Linked DNA regions of Homo sapiens: region 1 is linked to region 2. Evidence: read pairs that join two places in POLR2A ChIA-PET (ENCODE). Cell type or tissue: OCI-LY7. All regions are shown on one strand. Each heading gives the region's core, and the rest is flanking DNA. Links, peaks and the distances in the headings are about the cores only.

The links. ChIA-PET counts read pairs that join two places held together with the same protein. Peaks named below come from ENCODE experiments on the same cell type or tissue, not always from the same donor. Only the 100,000 strongest peaks of a DNase experiment are listed, where the experiment ranks them.
Region 1: POLR2A ChIA-PET joins it to region 2 with 7 read pairs; 14 of 35 experiments call an interaction of 5 or more read pairs at or near these places.

Annotation. Positions count from the first base shown.
Region 1 is chr2:3,551,841-3,554,752 of GRCh38, reverse strand. It overlaps RNASEH1 (ribonuclease H1), which reads left to right. Exons shown (of 8, transcript NM_002936.6): 3 at 2,445-2,609. Among named protein-coding and RNA genes, the nearest start is that of RNASEH1, 5.0 kb to the left of the region's middle. In OCI-LY7, for the core only: no CTCF peak of the experiment used is centred there; no DNase peak of the experiment used is centred there.
Region 2 is chr2:3,660,618-3,663,529 of GRCh38, reverse strand. All of the region lies in intron 1 of ALLC (allantoicase), which reads right to left. Among named protein-coding and RNA genes, the nearest start is that of ALLC, 3.9 kb to the right of the region's middle. RefSeq lists an enhancer at 1,228-1,337. In OCI-LY7, for the core only: CTCF peaks have their summits at 816 and 1,025 (motif pointing right); DNase peaks (open chromatin) are centred at 1,129 and 1,409; H3K27ac peaks cover 1,052 bases.

The DNA.
Region 1 (2,912 bases), core at 284-2,783, 110 kb after region 2:
CAAATTTTTTGTTTTTAACCAATCAGTAATTTATTTGTATCTCAAGTCTTCCAATATAAGTATGTTTCTGTTTTTATTAAGTACTCTGACTCTTAAAGCAAGCTAGTTCTTTTGAATCTACTTCTTTAAACTTTAGAGACCTCCTAGTCAGTGACTTACGTCTATAAATTGAGATTTAGTGCCTTTAATGATTCAGATCTGTATCAAAAAGTCTTAGCCCCTTTTACAGTTTTTTGTTTTTTAACATTACATTTATCCTTATTTTAGAATTATTGAGCTATTTACTGGTTCTTATGGTTTATATAAGCTGATTTAAGGTTAATTTACTTAAAAACCACAATTTTGTGAAGTAAAACTTAACTGACAAGTGTGTTTTTTTCCTCCAAGTCTTATCTGTTCTGTAAAGTGTCCATCTCTGTTATAGTAAGTAAAACCAGTGTTTATATCCGTGTTAAGGTTCTACAAAATGACACTTTAACCTGGACCACAGTATCTGCATTTACTTCAGTAGAGTACCTAGAGGAACGTTTTGGAGATGAGTGTGTGAAAACAAAATGTGGCAGTGGAAACGCCAGCTGTTGCTGACGTCGTGCTGATCACAGTCAAGTGTTGCCCGGCGCCCTTAGGGTTCCGAGAGGTGTGGGTTGAGAAGCTCCACTAGGCTGGACATTTTCTTGTTCCTTTCTAGTAGGCGTTCTGTGATGTTCGTGCCCCATTTCTCCATCCCTGGTTTAGGAGTTGAGAGCTGGAGGTGAATCCTGTAGTGTTGGGTTAGGGTTGTTAGTTTGCAGGTAGTTGGTTGCTCCTGTGTCCTTATTTTCACTCCATGTAAGGAAAAGTCGTTTGAGATCATCTAGCCCAGGGCCTCGTTTTACAGAAGCCCAGAGGGTTTAATTCAGTTGACGGAGTTCGCAGCTGATAAAAGGTATAGCACAAATTGAAACTGGTTTTTTGAGTCCTGGTCTAATTTAGCTGTTCTACTTCAGCTGCCATAGTATTACCCAGTGAGTGAGATATGGGCCCTTCCCAGATAACCCTGAGGTGGTATTAAGAATCTCTTTGGGGCCGGGCGCAGCGGCTCACGCCTGTAATCCCAGCACTGTGGGAGGTCAGGGCAGTGGATCACAAGGTCAGGAGTTCAAGACCAGCCTGGCCAAAATGGTGAAACCCCCATCTCTACTAAAAATACAAAAAAATTAGCTGGGTGTGGTGGTGGGTGCCTGTAATCCCAGCTACTTGGGAGGCTGTGGCAGAGAACTGCTTGAACCAGGGAGGTGGAAGTTGCAGTGAGCCACGATCGCGCCACTGTACTCCAGCTTGGGCACAGAGCAAGACTCTGTCTCAAAAAAAAAAAACTATTTGGGATTAACCTTGAGGTCCCCCTGAAGAAAAACTTCGTTGCAGAAGAAAAACTTTGTTGCAAAAGAAAAGCTGCAAGAGTACTGACCCTGAAGGGACCCAGTTGCTTCCTTTTAGTTTCTGGTTTCTGTTTCCTTTTTTTTTTTGAGACAGAGTCTCACTCTCTCGCCCAGGCTGGAGTGCAGTGGCGCGATCTCCGCTCACTGTAAGCTCCACCTCCTGGGTTCACACCATTCTCCTGCCTCAGCCTCCTGAGTAGCTGGGATTACAGGTGCCCGCCATCACGCCTGGCTAATTTTTGTATTTTTAGTAGAGACAGGGTTTCACCATGTTGACCAGGCTGGTCTTGAACTCCTGAGCTCAAATGATCTGCCCGCCTCGGCTTCCCAGCCCTGTTTTCCTTTCTTAATATGTCCCATTATCTGTTTATTCAAGCTAGATGAACCTGCACCCTCTGAGCCCTCCTAGGGGTTCTTAACTTCGTGTCCATGTAGTTGTATTTGAGGCAGGGAGAGGCTGAACCATGGACACAACTCATCTTTTTTTAGATTTATCTATTTTTAAGCAAAGGGGTCTCACTATGTTGGCCGGGTTGGATTCAAACCCGGGCTCAAGCGATACTCGTATGTCAGCCTCCCGAGTAGCTGGAACTATAGGCACACACCACTGCGCCCAGCAACACCACTGATGTTATATACACAATTTTGGGCCATGTTTTTCCTGGAGAAAGAGCCCCTTGAGATGCTGTGGAGGGGATTGAGATGCTGTGGAGGGGGTGGAGGTGGTGTGGAGGGGAGGGGGTGGTGGTGGTGTGGAGGGGAGGGGGTGGTGGTGGTGTGGAGGGGAGGGGGTGGAGGTGGTGTGGAGGGGGTGGAGGTGGTGTGGAGGGGGTGGAGATGGCGTGGAGGGGGTGGAGATGGCGTGGAGGGGGTCATTCCCTCGTTTCCCTCGTTGTAGGGCCACATAGAGAGGGTGTTTTTAAGTCTGATTTAATGATACTAAATAATTTACTGAATGTCTTCATTCTCTAGCATTTCGTGTTATGTTCATTGTTTCCAGCTCACGAGTGGACTCTTGTCTTTCAGGGCATGAAAATCAACATGGACAAGAATCGGAGGCGAAAGCCAGCAAGCGACTCCGTGAGCCACTGGATGGAGATGGACATGAAAGCGCAGAGCCGTATGCAAAGCACATGAAGCCGAGCGTGGAGCCGGCGCCTCCAGTTAGCAGAGACACGTTTTCCTACATGGGTACATCTTCCTTGGGTTTTCAGATTTTAATACCACAGTCAGGAAAATGTTATGTGTAAAAGGTGTTTCCCACTTGATGGGGGGAGTTTGAGCTGGTGTTTATCATCTTCATTCTTATGTGTAAAGATTATTTAGAAATCACTAAGGCCATTATTTATAATCAAGTAGTGCAGAATTAAACTTTTGGATGTTCTTAGGAAAACCCTTACATGTAAATGAACAACTGTAATCTTTTGAAATACTAGTATTCCCTGTGCATGCAGTACTTAACGTTAAGATGAAATGCGAAGACTCCAGCTTTTT
Region 2 (2,912 bases), core at 145-2,644:
AAACGTGTGCCATGGTGGTTTGCTGCACAGATCAACCCATCACCTAGGTATTAAGCCCAGCACCCATTAGCTATTCTTCATCACTGATGCTCTCCCTCCTCCCGACTTCCGACAGGCCCCAGTGTGTGATGTTCCCCCCAACATGTCTATGTGTTCTCCCTGTTCAGCTCCCACTTATAAGCGAGAACATGCAGTGTTTGGTTTTCTGTTCCCATGTTAGTTTGCTGAGGATGATGGCTTCCAGCTCCATTCATGTTCCTACAAAGGACATGATCTCATCTTTTATGGCTGCATAGTATTCCATGGTATATACGCACCATGTTTTCTTTATCCAGTCTATCATTGATGAGCATTTAGGTTGGTTCTATGTCTTTGCTATCATGGATAGTACTGCAGTGAACAGGTGCATGCATGTGTCTTTGTAACAGAATGATTTACATTTCTTTGGGTATATACCCAGTAATGGGATTGCTGGGTACAATGGTATTTCTGCCGCTAAAACCACCTTACAGTGCAGGCACTATGTTTCCATACTCCCCATGGAAAGTGAACTCATGTCTTCCTCTGACTCCGAAGCTAGTGCTCTTCCATCACACTGGGGGTCGCAGCATTGCCAGGCCCCCCAGTAATAAACACTTTGCAGGTCTATATCCCCTCGCCACTGCAACACAAAGCAGCTTCAGACGTTACATAAGTGAATGAAGGCACCTGTGTTCCAGCAAAACTTTATTTATGGACACTGAAATTTGGATTTCATACCAGTTTTATGTGTCAAGAACTATTCTCTTTCGAGAGTAGGGTGACTGCAGGCTAGAAGAATGGATTGTACTCAGGTAATGGACACCCTAAATGCCCTGGGCTGATCACCATCCATCATATACACATAACACACTTTCACATATACCCAATACATTTGTAAAATAAAAATTATATATAAAAAAAGAATATCAGGGGTTCTTCATGCTGTAACATAGGTTCTGCTGCAGGTGGCGCCTTGAAATTAGTCCGTATATCTCATCAGCCACTAATTCCTAAAGCATCCACTCATGACTAGGAATGTGCTAATTACAAATGACCTGCCTGCAGGGCCTTGGCGTAAACACTTCCGCCCTGTGGTGAGCAGGATGTGCTAATTACAAAGAACTGCCTGCGGGGCCTTGGAGTACACACTTCCACCCTGGGTGAGCAGGGTGTGCTCCAGAATGCATGCTCTCTAATCCTGAGACCTATGTATTTCTCACCATATATGCAAAGCAGAATTTGCAGACATAACGAAGCCACAGACCCTAAGACGGGCCTGGGTAATTCTGGACGATCTGGGTGGGCCCAGCATCATCACACAAGGCCTTAAAAGCAGGCGACTTTCTCTGGCTGCAAACAGAACTGTGGAGCAGAAAAGGAAGTCAGAAAGAATCCAAGTGTGACTTTGAATCAGGCTTCAAAAGAAAGAAGCCACATCATGGCTGAGCTCTGAAGTTCAGGGCTCATGGGCAGAGACTTGAGAGAGGCCTTGGGAGGTCAGGGCAGCCCCTGCTCAGTCCCACCAGCTGAAGGAGCTGGATTCTGCCCACAACCCCAACAAGGCAGAAGAGGATGCTCCCAGAGCCTCTGAGGGGGAACCCAGCCCACCTGGATTTTGATTTCAGCCTCATGAAACCCAGAGCAGAGGGATCCAATGAGCCTACCTGGAGGTCTGCCAAACAGACCATGAGATCAGAAATCTGCATTCTGTAAGACACTAAGGACCTGTAATAACAGCAACATGAAACTATAATACACACCTAGAGCTTTTCATCCAAACTTCTCAACAACCAAGAAGAGTTATCAGTCACCACCAAAGTGAAAAGCATCGTCGGAGAGGTGCTAAGAGGTTTAGGCTGAGAGGGGCAATGACCCTTGACAGCTTCCCAAAGCAAAGACTTGCAGCATCTTTTGTGCCCAGTTCACAAGCCCAGGACACTTAACCTGAATTCCAGGGAACAGCCCCAGCACTGGTCTGTTTCTCTGGGAATACTCATTCTTTTCCCTCCAGCAGATGGTCCTGGGCCCCAAGCATTTCTCCTAGAACATCAAGCTCCTCTTGTTTCACAGCAGATCCAGCCCAGGCAGCAGCCCCCACAGGCCAAGCTTAATTAAAGCCTTCCCTGAACCCCTGCTTGAGGCTTTTCTGCCAATGACCCAGCAGCTAAATGCTTGCGTGCATTGAGGTCAGATGCCTGGCATGGTTTTCAAAACATGTGTGTACCATGAGCCAGGAGCAGAAGGAAGGGAACTGATGTCTCTAAGCATGAACTCTATAGCTCCATATCTGTTCCCGTATCTCCCGTACTCCAAGCCTTGGAGTCACACATTATTATACCCATTGCTAAGGAACTCAGAGACGGGACGGAGGCTCTCACCCAATGTCATTCAGCTAATGAACAGGGAGGGGGACGGGTTGTGAATGCAGATGAGTCCGACCCCAGGCCTATGCTGTTTGAAACCACAGCCCCTCTCACTTTATTATGAAAAAAACAGTGTTAGATATAAGTCCTAAATTTCTCTTCAAAGAATCAGTATGTCAGTATGTTCAATTATTTGCCTTCTACTTTTAACTTAACTTCCTCATAAAGCAACCTTTTTTGATCACCTGCTCCACCCTGACTCATTCCGATCACCTGCTCCACCCTGACTCATTCCGATCACCTGCTCCACCCTGACTCATTCCGATTTCCTGCCCCACCCTGACTCATTCCGTTTTCCTGCTCTGCCATAACCATTTTTCCCACCAAACCACTCACCCCATCACTCTCTTTAAATCAGCCAATCAGAATTAGTTTAGCCTGTGCGGTCTAACCCTAGCCAATAGGGGAATGATACAGCAGCAGGGGCCACGTGCGTCAGGAATAAGAACCCCGTCCCCTCCCTTGTCC